Linked DNA regions of Homo sapiens: regions 2 and 3 are each linked to region 1. A link is a loop called in an ENCODE intact Hi-C map of the cell type or tissue named here. Cell type or tissue: PC-3. All regions are shown on one strand.

What was found. A loop is a pair of places that touch in the nucleus more often than their neighbours do. Peaks named below come from ENCODE experiments on the same cell type or tissue, not always from the same donor. Only the 100,000 strongest peaks of a DNase experiment are listed, where the experiment ranks them.
Region 2: a loop joins it to region 1, with 3 times the contacts of the local background. A loop is called at or near these places in 13 of 110 quality-filtered maps.
Region 3: it touches region 1 in a loop (4-fold over the local background); 8 of 110 quality-filtered maps call a loop at or near these places.

The regions. Positions count from the first base shown.
Region 1 is chr3:150,370,686-150,375,685 of GRCh38, reverse strand. No RefSeq gene overlaps it. Among named protein-coding and RNA genes, the nearest start is that of TSC22D2, 35 kb to the left of the region's middle. RefSeq lists enhancers at 3,530-3,824, 4,783-5,000. In PC-3, a CTCF peak has its summit at 2,725 (motif pointing left); DNase peaks (open chromatin) are centred at 2,795 and 3,665; H3K4me3 peaks cover 2,251 bases; H3K27ac peaks cover 2,879 bases.
Region 2 is chr3:150,236,297-150,241,296 of GRCh38, reverse strand. It overlaps LINC01213 (long intergenic non-protein coding RNA 1213), which reads right to left and starts at 2,778. Exons shown (of 3, transcript NR_110168.1): 1 at 2,695-2,778; 2 at 2,299-2,362; 3 at 1,091-1,417. In PC-3, a CTCF peak has its summit at 2,110 (motif pointing left); DNase peaks (open chromatin) are centred at 2,096, 2,696 and 3,636; H3K4me3 peaks cover 2,596 bases; H3K27ac peaks cover 2,958 bases.
Region 3 is chr3:150,315,193-150,320,192 of GRCh38, reverse strand. All of the region lies in intron 1 of LINC01214 (long intergenic non-protein coding RNA 1214), which reads left to right. The region is part of intron 1 of LOC107986141 (a long non-coding RNA gene); the gene reads right to left. Among named protein-coding and RNA genes, the nearest start is that of LINC01214, 6.1 kb to the left of the region's middle. In PC-3, no CTCF peak of the experiment used is centred here; DNase peaks (open chromatin) are centred at 72 and 2,512; H3K4me3 peaks cover 1,338 bases; H3K27ac peaks cover 2,085 bases.

The DNA.
Region 1 (5,000 bases):
GAAGTTCTAAAAATGTGACCTAACTGTGATGGTGACCTAACTCACCAAACCTCTATGTCACAGCTAAGAGTCTTTGAGGATAAAAACAGGAATAACGAAACTGCTTTAGTATGAGTGGTGATATAATGTAAATAGTTCTCCAGAGATAAATGTATTAATAAGGTAGAAACTTGAGACACTTCACAGATGTTTAAGTGTTTGGGAAAAAATAGAGAACCTTCCTTAAGCAAAGTAACACACGTAACATAGTGCCTGATATTTAGTAGATCCGCAGTAAGTCTTCCTTTTCCTCCCTTTCTCATCTCTAAAGTAGTGAACAAGGGAAAAATGAGACTAAGTCTCCTTATTCCTCCAATACTTGTATTGGACTGAAGCCAGGTTTGCATAAAGCCACTGTAGGGAAGAGCACTAACACTTGTAGAACCAGGTCTAACACTTTCAGGAATGGGGCCAGCAAATAAGCATATAATATTTATTGAGCACCTATTTCATTCCAGGCACTTTATATCAGAGATTTCATTTATGCTTAAAACAATCCAGTTTCCATTTTGAAGATGAAGAACCAGAGAATCAAAAGTTTAAACATTTGCCCAAAGTCAAATAGCTGCAAAAGTGGCAAAGTTGCTCACTGTGTCTGGCCCAAATTGTGCTGTTTCTTAAACTATGCAATTCTTAAAATCAACATATAAGCCCTGAGAGGGCAGCATGATCACCTGACTGATTTGCCTTAGGGATGATATAGAGACATTAATTGCTTTCACCCCTACATGCCTTTAAGTAAACAATGATATTATTTTTCTTCTTGCAAAGATAATACTAGTTTAATTGTAGAACACTTAAACATATGGAAAAGTAAAAAGAAAAAAATAGGTCATCTAAATCTTGTCACCCAGAGATAATCAGGGCTAACATTAGGCATCTCTCTAATGCTTTTTCTGTGCTTATATATTTGTAGATATTATACAATTTATGAAATACATACATACAAATACATACTTTCTGAAAATTGATCATAATGTACATACTTGATTTGCAAACTGATTCTTGCTCATTCAAACAGATTACATATGAAGAAAGTTTTTCTAACTTAAAATTATGAGAACTGGGTATTATAACAATATTTTGATAAACAATGCCATTTGCATTAATGAAAGTGCTACAATATTTATTAAGTTTATTGAGAGTGCCAGAGGAGGAATAAAACCAGTAAGAATGTTAAAGGCTTTTTACACCTACTAAAATAATATTCATTATGTGAAGCATAATAGCCTAATCTCGCACAGAATTGATGTCCAATGCTAATATCAGTGCTGAAAGTAAACAAAGTCCAATTGTATCTCCTGTGAAACTGGAAGTTTTGTATACCCTCAATCAGCGATAGAGAGCACCAGAGTAACTTACTTTCAGATATTAGGAGACCTCAAATTACCTATTATTTTACAAGCCTGGCTGAGAGAAATAATCAGAGAATACTAAGTGACACGCCACTTACCTACTCTTCTAGGGTACTCTTAAGTTCTATCCTTGAATCAAATAAGGTATATAGGCTATAATGTGCTTAGACATCTTGATTTCACTGACCTGAGGATCCCTGCAAGAAGCAGGTATGTGAAATTCACTCCTACGTTTACTGTAGAAATGCTATCGAGGGTAGCTCTACCACACCACTTAATGCCCCCAATATTAAACTCTTTGAATTTGTTTTAGATTTCAGTACCAGGAAAACATGTCTTGCTGAGAAACATATATGCTTCTTCCTTCATCATCATAGCAACAATTTTAATGATTGTGATTTCTAACCTCTTCTTCCCCAGCCAGGAAGCTGAGAGCCAAATTTGAAGCCAAATCAAAAAAATTATGTTAATTCTTAATATTAGCATCTTCTCATGTTACTCTTCCCTGGTATTGTTTTCTGTTTTCCTTTTATTACCCTCATTGTTACATTTGTATATAAAGGACGATTCTTCCTTATTTCTTTTCTCTCAATTTAGAAAGTGAAAGCAAGCATCTTTTTTGTTAAAGAAATGTAGCATTTTCGTTAGAAATTTCATTTCACTAGAAATGAAAATACTGTTTCACCACCTGATTATTTTGTTCATCTCAATTTGTGTAATCATATAGGATTTTTGTCTTGGCCCTTGAAATTTAGAAAGTACAGCTAGCTGCAGCACTCTTTTTAATCTTGGCTGCCCGTTAGTGAACCCTTTTGACCTAATGACTGACCTCTTTTCAGTTGAGAGAATTTTTCTTCTATTATTTCTTTGATGATGATTGCTTCCCCTTCATCTCATCTATTCACTCATGAAGATAATTATTTCTTAGAAATAAACACTTTTAAGGTGGCCAATTCACCTGATTTGCTTGTAACTTTCCCAGTTTTAGCACAAACCGGATGGTTGGTCACCCTACACTTGGCTAAGCTATTGAATCTCTGAGTATAGTGGTTTTCAAACTCTTCATCATGAGAATAGAGTTTTATATATTTTTAAATCTCCAATCCATTGTGGACTGATATTTTTGAAAATACAATAAAAATAAATACAACAAAAATGAGATAAAAAATATAAAAGACAAACCCAATTTTAAAAATTATTAGATTCAACAGAATTACAGTTACTCTGTCAAATTGCTCTGAAAATTTTAAATGAGGACTCTCAGTTTCTATTGGTTGCTTGTAAAATCTGCAGTCACCTAGTGGACAAAACTTTGAATAGTCCCACTCTAGGATTTCTCTAATCTGCTCTGATAATCCCTTGCATCTTCTCCACCCCACATTCCGTTCTCTGCAGCCTGGGCTAAATGCCTTTTTTGTGTTTACATACCCCATTACAGTAAGCTGTGTACTTCCTGAGGGGCAGTGATGAAGTCTTATTTATCTTTCTATGCCCAGCACTCAGCACACTGCCAGGCAAGAAGTTTGTTAGGCTGTTGTATTTATTCAATCTTTGTTGAGGCTAGAAGAAATTACAACCAAGTTTTAGTTATGGTTGTTTTGGGAAGGATGGGACTGTGGGGGCTTTGCTTATTTTTGTACTTTTCAGTGTTTTCTAAGTTTTTCTAACACATGTGTTAAAAATGGGAAGATTTAAGGATTATTCTAACAATCGATATTGTAGAATAAGTGACATCTACCTCATCATGGCTTGTGGTCAGTAAAAAGTCCCCTTTCACAGTGTAGTTGACTTGTAGGACAGAGCCCAGTTTGTGTGAGAAAAAGAAAACAATACTAAACAATCCTTGTCATCATTGAGGAACAGGATCCTACTCTCATCCTATTTCGATTAGGAAAGTCATCAAGAGATTAAAATTACTAATTTTGGAAGACAATCAGGAAATTTTGTACAAAATTCCTCCTAAATATAGAGGATAGAAAGTGTTTCCTTTTCACACTGGGTCCCTTTTCAAGTGGCCTGTGATATTGTGAAGTTTGATAACTACCTTGTTTGTATTACTCAGATGCTGGAATAACTGGATGGGATCATTTAAACTATGAGTGATGGGGTCCTGACTTCCCTACCCAAAGAATAGTACTATTTGAACTGGCAGTTAATCACAGCTTTTTTAAAAGTGACTTATCTCTAATGTACAATATGACTAATTTAGCAGCTAAGCAATTTCATTGTGATCTTGGTGTCCGTGGAATTCCTGTCACCTATCCAACAGTTAAGTCATATTGCATAACTGTGGGGTGACATCACCATGCTACAAGATTATTGGCTGGAGACAAGAAAAAAAAGTTTCCTGGACTGTAAGCCTTTCCGGTATCTGAACGAACGACTTGTGCTGTTACTGCAGTACAGCCAGAGAGAAAAGTAAAAAGGGATTTATAGTGGCTGGCTTTTGGTGTGTCACTGGAAATCACAGTCTGTAGCACACGAGGAGATTCTCCAATGTGCCTAATTATGAGATCTCTTCCCTTTGTGTCATATTCCACAGTATCGGTCATTAAGATGTGGGGTGAGACAGCCGAGACAATGGCATTCTCTTGTAATTAGAGCATTTTATTTTTCTAAGAACTTTATAGTCTTCCCTTTAGAAGCAATACTTTAAAAAAATGCAGTCCACCATCTGCTATACACATAGAAACTGAAGAGATGGTCAGCGGGGACCCAGCTGAAAACCTTTTATGGCTGAAAGCCCGTTTATTTCCCAGGGAACTGGTATACAGGTTAATCACCACATAATACATACATTTGATTTAATTGTATAAGATATCAAACTTTAAAACTACCCACAGAAATGCCTAAATCCTGGAGCAATAGCTGATTGAAATTTGGGAATATAATGGCTAACCTTTATTGTTTACTATTTATTGTTTACCATCACTGTTCTGGCTAAAATTTATTGTTTACTATTTATTGTTTATTATCAGGTTCGAAGTAATTTACATATATTAATTCATTAAATCCTATGAAGGCAATACTATTATTATTCCCAGGTTAAGGATGAGGGAATGGAGACTGTGAGATCACAAAACTGGAAAGGAGTAGAACCAGGATGTGAATCCAAGTGGTTCAGCACCACAGCACACAGTCTTAACTGTTGCCTTGCACTGTATATTTTGTAATAATAATAACAACAACAATTATTACTACTCCTGCTGTTGATACTACCACTGCTACTTCCATCTACTAAATGCTTTTTATCTGACAGACTCTGAATTATAACCATCATATCTCTTCATCAACTCTACGAGATAGAAACTGTGCCATTATTATCCCCACTTGATAGATTAGGAAAATGAGACACATAGAAAATCAGTCACACAGACAGTAGGTAACAAAGCAAGGATTCAACCTCTGTCTAGATCCAGACTCCATGCTTTTAACCACCATACTACACTGCTTTTCAATAGCTGCCATTTATTGAGTACCAACTAATGTGTAATCCTAACAAATATCCTGCATTGTAGGTATTATTAGTCCTAATTTACAGATGAGAGAATGGAGGTCCCAAGAAATCAGGTAACTTGCCAGTTTCTAAGCAGCAGAGCCAGAATT
Region 2 (5,000 bases), 130 kb after region 1:
TGAGACTCTGTCCCCCACCCCCACCCCCCACCAAAAAAAAGGAAAAGAAAAGAAAGAATTCCTGAGGCAGAAGAAAAGGGTCTTATATGGATTGCTTTGTTTGGTGTGAGACTGCCTTGCCCTTCTCTTCAAACAGAGGATCTTCTTTACTATTAGAGCTTTTTCCTCAAGGGTCACATGGGGTTTAAACACATTCTCTGGTCTAGAAAGTGCGCACCCCTGCGGATGTGAGGAAATGGGAGCCTACCCAGGTGAAGCCACCTGACCCACATAAATAAACAGTGGGAAAGGCCATCCACATTTTCTATCCCTGGCAAGTTGAAAAGTTAAGGTGGCCCCAAACTCTTGCTAGATCTGACATGAACCAGAGGTTGAATCTGGGACATACAGTCTGGGACTCTGTTGTCTAGCGGGGTTGAACTCAGCTCCCACCGGCACCAGATAAGCTTAGAAATTTTCTGCAGGCTTCGGTAGGGGAGATGCTAAAGAGCAAAATGACCCCTAAGCCTATCTGGTGTTAGTGGGAGCTGCTTTAACAGTGTATCATCTAAATATTTGTTGGTGCTAGATGTTCTGCTTTGTTGTTGGCTCAGTACTAGATAACAAAATCACAGATGTGTGAGAGGCATGTGTGCTTGGAGGTGGAAGCTGGGTAAGAAGAGACATTTTAGGCTGGGAGCGGTGGCTCACAGCCGTAATCCCAGCACTGTGGGAGGCCGAGGCAGGCAGATCACCTGAGGTCAGGAGTTTGAGACCAGCCTGGCCAATATGGTGAAACCTCATCTCTACTAAAAATACAAAAATTAGCTGGGCGTGGCAGCGGATGCCTGTAATCCCAGCTACTTGGGAGGCTGAGGCAGGAGAATCACTTGAACCTGGGTGGAGGTTGCAGTGAGCCAAGATCAAGCCATTGCACTCCAGCCTGGCGGACAAGAGCAAAACTCCGTCTCAAAAAAAAAAAAAAAAAAAAAAGAAGAGACATTTTAGAAAATATTGCCATTGAGATAATGTGCCTCTGACATATTACAATTTAAATTCACACTGTAATTTGGCTTATATTCTCTATGAGAGCATTAAAGTTGATTCCTTATTTGAATTGCAATTTCACTTCTTTATTTACTCAGAGATGATCACAGAAGGGTTCCCTAGAATTACTTAATGCTAGAAAAATAGCTCCCAAGAGTCAATCAAATTAACCATCCCTTCCTAACAATATAGAATCCAGCATACTTTGGTTCTCTCATTTGACATTTTGCATGATGACAGTTGCAGAATTTGACTTCTGGGCATTTTGGTTTCTCCCCAATTTAGGAGAATGCCCAGAATGCAGAAACATGAGAAGAATGAACAAAACAAAGATGACTTTATAGGTCTCCTTTGAAGAGCTTTGCATTTCTTCCAATTGCTTTCTCCCAGACTAAAAAAAAAAAAAAATTACCTCAGTAATATATTCTCGGGTAAAAATATAAACAATATAGAAGCAAACTGAGCAGAAAGTGAAAGTCCTTCTTTGCCATCCTCCAATCCCACTTCCCTCCCCAGAAGTTAAGAATCTTTCCAGACCCTTTTTCTATGTGTTTATATATGTGCATGTATATAGATGCACAAAAATACATGACCGCAAGCAAGATGCATATATTTCTTTACATAAATGGGAACGTATACACTATATATATTTTCCTATGACTTGCTTTTTTATTTACTAATATTTCTTGGATATCTCTCTACATATAAAGCTATCTTATTTTTTTTTTAAAACTACATATTATTCCATAATATATATGAATGTACTGCGTTTGTTTAAGCAATGTCTATGGATAGACATTCAGGTTGCATGCAGCTTGGGTTTTCTGATTTGTTTGTTTTGTTGCTATTAGAAACAGTAATCCAAATTTATTCTACCTCCTTTAAGCTGATAAAAACCATCCCTAGATGTGGATTTTCTCTCTCTATTTCTGCAGCAATAAGAGTGCAGATGGGTAGGAAAGGGAGAGAATGCAATTCCTTTTCTTCCTTCTGACCACCTTCTTCCCACCTTCCACCTCCCACTTCCTTCCTGTCCACAATATACAAAAAGAGAGCTCCCTCTACTGGGAATGCCATTGCCTTCCTCCCGCTCACCTGGGTAACTCCTTTCTTCCTGCAAATTGCACCTCACTCCATCTCCCCAAGGTCTCCAGCTCACCACCTGGGAGGTCAAGGGCCTTCCTTCATGTTCTTTTGGCCCTCTCTGTATCCGACATCATATTAAAGTTACCCATCCAGACACCGGCCCCTGAGGGGAGAGAAGGAACTCACCGTGTATCCTCAGCACCTAGCACCCGATCAGCTGCGGCAGGAGCCCAGGGGCATACCTGGTGACCTGAAATGAAGGACCTCCAAGTGAATAGATCTTCACATAGTGTGCACTTGGTTTAGTTACCATTAAATCCATGTTGAAGCCAACAGCATTAAATGATGAATCACCTGGATAACATCGGAGCCTCGGACAAGGTGTGCAGACTAAGAACAGGATTTCAGAAATGTTAAAATAACACACATCAATGCCAGCATTCGCCGGTCCTTTCTATGGCCTTCCCCACACTCATCACATTGGTAGGGATCACTCTGATATTGGCAGCAGGCTTCTGCCAACTGAAAAAGAGCAATACCTGTTCTGCAGGTTCTATTTTTAATTTTTATTAACATTTTTACCTGTGCCCTGCTTGATCTCTCTCAGGCAGGCTGTTCTGATAAAACCAGTTTCGTTATGTCCTTTCCCTGGTGCATTTCTGCCCAGAGGGAAGGCTAAGCACACAGAAGAGCCCGGAGACAGTTCCATCTGGAGTAGCCAGCGGGTCAGACCACAGGGCTAATCCTGAAACTAGACCATCAGGTATCTTGGAGATCAGCTAGTCAGTACTGGAGAAAAGGGTGGCTTGGAAGAGATGGATCTCATTTTATGGAAAGCACAACAAACACTGGTTCCACCCTGCCACCAGCTTGCTGCTCCCTAACTCAACTTGTAGAGAAATTCTGAAGAAAACTGGCAATCAGCCAAAACTTCCCACTCCGGCTTGTACAGCTGAACTCTGATATCCACACAGCCGCCCCAACAGTGAAAGAGAAGGAAGAGGGATGAGGAAAGGAGGTAGTGGAAGGAGCGGTGTGGACTGGTTCTTCTTCCTACCCTTCATTCTACAGAGAAGCACACTGACACCCACAGAGGTGAAGGGTCTGAGCCCCTCACTGTTGAGTTGGCGGCAGCCCTCTGGGAATTCAGCCCTCCTCCGTGCCAGTCTCCATGCTGTTCCTATGCCCTGCATGTTGAATAGGTACAGTAGTTATCGACCACACTTCTGGTATAATCTATGGCTAGGTGAGGGATCTACTAGGCCTTAAATGCCTCCTCCACTTGATTTGCCAATTTCCCATATAAAATAATGGTTTTATTCATTGGTTCTTTTATAAATGCAAATACCCCTGGGAGAGGCAACATAGCCTTAAAGGATTCATTAAATCTTTTCTGCAAAGTAGATGAACCATAGTTCATGACCTGGTCTGGCTGCTCCTACAGCTGTAAACTCCCACTGACCCAGATTCTTCCTGGCAGCCCACAGGAAGATGAGTGTGCGATGACTGGCAGATTAGCTCTTTCAGGTGGAAGACTGCCAGAGAGATGTGCCAGCACTCTCCTTGGCGGCAGAGGGTGGGAGAGCTTGCCTGGGAGTGAGGTGTATCCTCAGGCTCCTAAATCACCTGTGTGTGTCCATGCCCCCTCCTTCTCTCCTTGCGGTGGATTCCTTAGGTCTTTGCCAACTCCAAAAGCAGGGGTGCCTTCAAACCCTGACAGCTGCGCTGATCTGGTGGCTCTACCTTTAATAGCTATTTTAGGTTCCTTCTAAACCTTGTCGAGTCTCCACACTTCTACTTAGTTGGAGGCACCTAGAGTGAAAAACAATGTATATACAGTAGCCCCCATTATCTGCAGGGGTATGCCTGAAACTGCAGATAGTACAGAACTTTATACAGACTATATATTTTCCTATACATACCTATGATAAAGTTTAATTTAAACACTAGGCACAGTAAGAGATTGGCAGCAATAACTATAAAATAGAACGATTATAACAATATACTCTAATAAAATTTATGTGTATGTGGTCTCTCTCTGTTTCTTAAAATATCTTATAATACTGTCCTGCAGGTAACTGAAACCACAGAAAGCAAAACTGTGGATTACGGTGGGGGAACTATCGTACCACGTATACTACAGCAGCTACAAATGCTAGGAAGATTGTTTAAAGAAGCCTGGCCCCCCTCTTCCTCTTCGAGTTCCCTTGTGAGGATGAATAAAGGAAAGTAATGCATCCAAAGCTCACTGAGCTCCTTGGGGAGAGGGGGTATGAATGCCCAGATTCCGTGGTTTTACACCGGGCATTTAATAATACCACTGACAGCTAGACTTTCTCCTCCCTAACAGAATTTGATTGCATGAATCACCCAAAGGTCTTCTTTGCAAGAGAATTTTTTAAAAGTCAATGAAAGTGGAAAACATCATAGTCTTCCAATAATGACTGACAACAGGCAAGGTTCTGCTAAAACTGGGGGAGGGGGTACAATTCCTATGGGACATGGAGAGTTATTCCTCTCTGGAAAGTCTCAGAGACCAGAGAGGTAATGGGAAACACAAAAGCGAGTTTGACTACTGAAATTTAATAAGGCCTGACATTTCTGTGCCTAATCCTCATATATATTCCATTATGGTGATTTTCAAGACAGGCCACCAGAATGAGGCTGTCTTATGCATACAAAAGGGAGGCAGAAGGCAAGGGGAAGGAGGGGCTGTACTCACTATAAAAATAAGAGCAATCACAAATAATCTCAACAAAACTTTTGGAAAAACCAGTACTGATTTCCATTTCTCAAGAAATTCTCCCTTTAAATTATTCTGCCAGGCTCCAGTGAAATCCTAAATCAAGTTTTTTATAGGCTTAAAACACAAAATCCAATGTAAAACT
Region 3 (5,000 bases), 55 kb after region 1:
AAATCATCAGGCTTGCAGTCATCCAGTGTTCAACCAGTCAGGCAAAGAATTCTCCAAGGCAGTAATTCAACAGAAGCTTTGTGGATTTGTCAGACTGATTCAAGGGTTTGGAATGACTCACTGGGGCTTGGGTTAAGTAATCTCTGCTTAATCATATCACTTGGAGCAAAGGTAAGTTGAAGATTTAAATCCTGGTGGCTCAGTATCTCATCTGGACACTGGCAGAGTAATTCTCAGCCCAGCAACAGTGTCAGGGTCAGAAAAACAGCCCCAAATGCCTTGTATTATTGTACAGCAAGACAATGTCTGCATGGGTTAAAAAGAGTATGTGCATATGTCTGTGTTTATGTATATATATGCACACGTACAAATACATTAATATATTCACATACATATATTTGTACATACTACACATGTATGTACACATGGGAAGAAAACAGATTTGAAAATTTCTCAAGTCTCTGGAACAGAGACATCTTTATAAGCTTCGAAATGATAGAAATAATTACAAAATGAAGAAAAAGCTCAATTGATTATAAGAACATTAATATGTTCTGCATATAAAAACACCAGAACAACAAAAATACAAAACACTGGGAAAATACTTTTGGTAAGTATGACAGGTAAAGGGATGACATCTTAATTATTTAATACACTCATGTACAGCTATATAGTGAGGTGACAGTAAGAGCCTCAGCTTTGATGTTAGACTTCCTATGATATAAACTTATCTGGGTCCCAGTTTCTCCATCTGTAAAATGGTTATTATGGTAATACTTTTTGGAGTTTTGTGAGGTTTAGATGTGATATATATGTAAAATACTTAGAACAGTGCCTAGAACTTGATAAACACTCAATGGGAGTTACCTATTATTGTTATTAGTAAAAGCAAAATTGTTAAATAAATCAAAAATGACCTGAACTGTCAACTGCAGTTGTAACACAAGGGAAATGTTCAAATTTATAATTTATTCAAGAAATATATTGTTGTACTTGGCCAGAGTAGTTAAAAAATTAATACCCAATGCTAGTGAAGATGAAGTAAAACTAATACACTTTTTGTGGCAATAAGGTTAAAACTATACTTTTGAAAAGAAAATTGGCAATGTATATTAAGAGTTATGCAATGTTTAAATTCTTGTTTAATTTGATCACTTTGCAACTTATAATTTTCCTTAAAGATATAATCCAAAGAGAGAATACCTTATAAACTATTTTTTTCTGCATTGTTTATGAGAAGAGCATAAAGTCCAAAGCAGCTAGCATACTGCTTTGGTTGATTACATTCTGGTACAATAATTGTATGTATATGCATCAATACCAGATGATAGTTATTTGCAACAAAATGGCAATTCATATACTGTAGTTATGTAGTTTATATTAAAAATATAAAATTCAAAGTTATAATGACTATATAGCAACATTCTTATTATGTAATTTTGAAATTTTATATATTTTCCCCATACTTAAACTCATATTAAAAGCTTGGGAGGCAATACATGTAAATGAAAATTGTTGTGTTTGGGTGATGCAGTTATGAGTAATCATTTTTCTTTCTTTTTTTTATCTTTAAAATTCTTTAAAATTACTTTTAAATTATAAAAGTAATTCATGCTTATTGTTTAAAAAATTGCAAAGGCATATAGAGCAGAAACTAAAAGTCCCTTATGAATCCCCTCTCCCAATTTTCTACCCTCCCATCTCTGTTCCAACTCCTCAAATCTCACACTCTTCCTCAGCAATGACCACTTAGGAATATGTCCTCCTAAATACCTCTCTATGCGTTTACACATACATACATATATCTGCACATTTACCACACGCATTTTTCTTACATTAATGGGATTTCTACTATTCTGCTATTTGCCTTTTTTGCTTCATTGGTATATTTTCTTTGGTCTTATTCCTTGTCAGTTCAAATAGAATCATATGATTATTACATTTACAATATGGGCACACAAAGATTTGTTTTTATCAACCCATTATTGATGAATTTTTGTGCAGTCTTTTTTTTGCTATTGGAAATATTGTTACAATCCTTGTACTCTTTGTTAATATGTGTATTTCTTTAGGACAGGTATTTAGAATGAAATTGCTGGGCCGAAGATTTGCCCATTCAAATTTCTAAGAGTTGCTTCCAAACCATACTGTGAGAAGATTTTATCAATTTTTATCTCCATAAATTTTTTTAAAGAAAATAGTCAAACCAGAAGTCCCATGAAACTAACTTAAGAGATAAGCAAAAGTGTCTATAGCCCATTGACTTCCATATCAGAGGTAGGTAGCTTAATTTTGGTTTTATTCTTTCAGTTATCCTTATAAATTTAACTAACTCATGATTCTACCATACCCCTCATTCATTTTTTACTTTAACTTTACTTTGACGTTCTGGTCAGTATGCTCATTTCTAGGTTTTGTCCTAGAAGTGTGTTTGAACTGGTTGGATCAACTTAGTAAATAAAGATGAGTAACTTTGTAAATAAAGCTAATTTTGACACTGTTCCTAGAGCCGCTGGGCATGGTTGTGCTGTTGTGCTCTACAAAGGGGACTCAAGGGCACTGACATCCTGTCTGTGCTCCACTCACCAAGCCCTGTACCCTGGGTGCAGGCAGGGGAGGGCAGAGTCTGCTTGGAGGAAATAGTTCCTTTCCAAATTCATGTAAAAAATGGTTTATTGAGGTCTTAGCTGCCCTGATGATTCATAATTAAAATTTTTTTAATTTAACTGATTCTTTACCTCTCAATAAAGTTTGCCATATTAAAAGGATGATGAAAAATTTACAATTAGCCTTAGAATTTAAAGGGTAAGTATAGTTCAAACATAGTTCTGTCAGAATTTGGCTATGATGAAAAAAAGTTTTGGTGAGCTAAGGAATCCAAGGAGAATACACATCATTAGGAAAAGAACTATAATTGAAAATTCAGAAGCAATCTAATAATTTCCTTATCATTGATAGATTTTGGAAAATCATAAAATGAACTCATGCATATACTGCCAAATAATGAAATAGAATAGGGCTAGGATACATCTAGTTTATAATTATTATAGTTGTTGAGTATTGTTCCACTGTTAAATATCTTTTTTTTGGAAAGCTCTAACTGAGATATATTCAAGCAGATATAATTATTGCTGTTCCATAGATGCTAAACAAGATATTTCATGTTATCTGTAATGAGGCATGAAGTAATTACAATTTCAATGGTGAGCACTTGATAAGTTGTAGATCATCTTCCAATGTAAGAAGACATCCTCACTCCACTTTATAATGTTTAAACTAGAACTCACACGGTGTGCCTGTGAAAGCAGTCAGCAGTGAACAACTTAAATAGAAAATACTGAGCATAGAGTTGATGGACTGATGTGCATGGATTGGGCAAGGATCTCATAAAAATCTTAACATGAGCTGATCCTATGGGCCTAAGTAACATCAGGAAAGGTTTAGGTTACACCCAAAGGTAGGAAGGAAGAAAGGAAAAGGACAGACTTGCCAAGGGAAGTATTGTTACCTGAAGTTTCCAAGGTAACAAAATTATCTTTTGGGGATACCTTTATAATAAGACACATGAGTTTATGAATGTAGGCTTTAAACTTTTTTTTTTTCTTTTTTTTTTTAGAGATGGGGTCTGGCTAAGTTGACCAGGCTGGTTTCAAACTTCTGGGCTCACGTGATCCTTTCACCTCGGTGTTCAGGGTAGCTGAGACTTACAGGCACACACCACCATGCTTGGCTATGGCTTTTTTTGTGTGTTGTTTTTTTTTTTATTTCTGGCGATGGCAGGAATGTAAATTTTAGGAGAGAATGAGAGACTAGCTCTTGTTAGGGATTCTAAAATTCCACTAAATAATTCCTGACTCTGACAGTTGGCAGGTATATTCTGGATGGGCTCTAATAAATTAGATCAGTATTTAACAAGGAGAATTATTTTTGCTTTGCTTTCTGTGACTTTGGATTCACTCAGAAGGAAAGTGAGGGCAGGATGAGTATGGACCACAGTTCTCATGCTCCTTCTGGCAGCTCTAAAACCATCAGAATCTAGGACCATCCCTGCCCTTGACTGCATGGGGAGTTTGGATCTACTAACATGAAGTTGCCAAGTCACAGTAATATCAAATTCAGCCTGGGCCCAGCTGTTGAGTCCCTGAAGTTCTCAGGCAAAATGAGAACTGGTAGGACTGGTAAGAACAGAGCATCAGGTGGGTGGGCAGCATAAGATGTGTGTGCTAGAAAGAGGAGAGGGGAGGATATGCATGTCAGCAACGACTATTTGCCACATTCTCTGAGGCTGGCAGCAGCTCTGGAGCAAGACATTCTGAGTTACTGGGGCAACAAAAACTGGGTTGGTAAAGCAAAGCCACAAGTAGTTCTTAAATTTCATTTAAGCCTCAGAATCAAGCCTCTTATTAAACTGCTAAACTGGGTCAGTTTACAAATAACATTGGACTGGTCTCAACCACCTCATTAATTCTCTTCTAGTTTATGTCACAGAAACTAGTCTATGCCTTCTCACCTGTCTGTAGGATGATCCCCTGGTTAACTGAATATAGTCTATGTGTTTTTCTCTAGAAGATATATGTCCTGAGGTGAAATCCCAAATCATAAGACACCCATAATTTACCATTATAAGAAAACAAAGAGCTCAATTACAATGACAATAATAATAGTTAACATTCATGGAGTGCTTATGGCTAACTACTGTGCTGAGTGTTTGTACACATTGCATAATTCAATACGGAAAACATCCACTTTGAAATATAGACTAGTAGTTATTATCCTTATTATAAAGTTGAGGAACCTGAGTGATAAAGAAGTTAAGGAGCTTGCCCATGGTCACATCGCTAGTAATGGCAGTAACCAAGATGTTTGGCTCCCATAAGGAAAACCTAACCAAACCTAAGGAAATCGTAACCCTTAATATACTCAAGGAGCAGGCTAGATCCACTTATTTATTGTAGCTTCTTTTTCTTCTCTTTATCCATGAATATAAACTATTTCTGAAC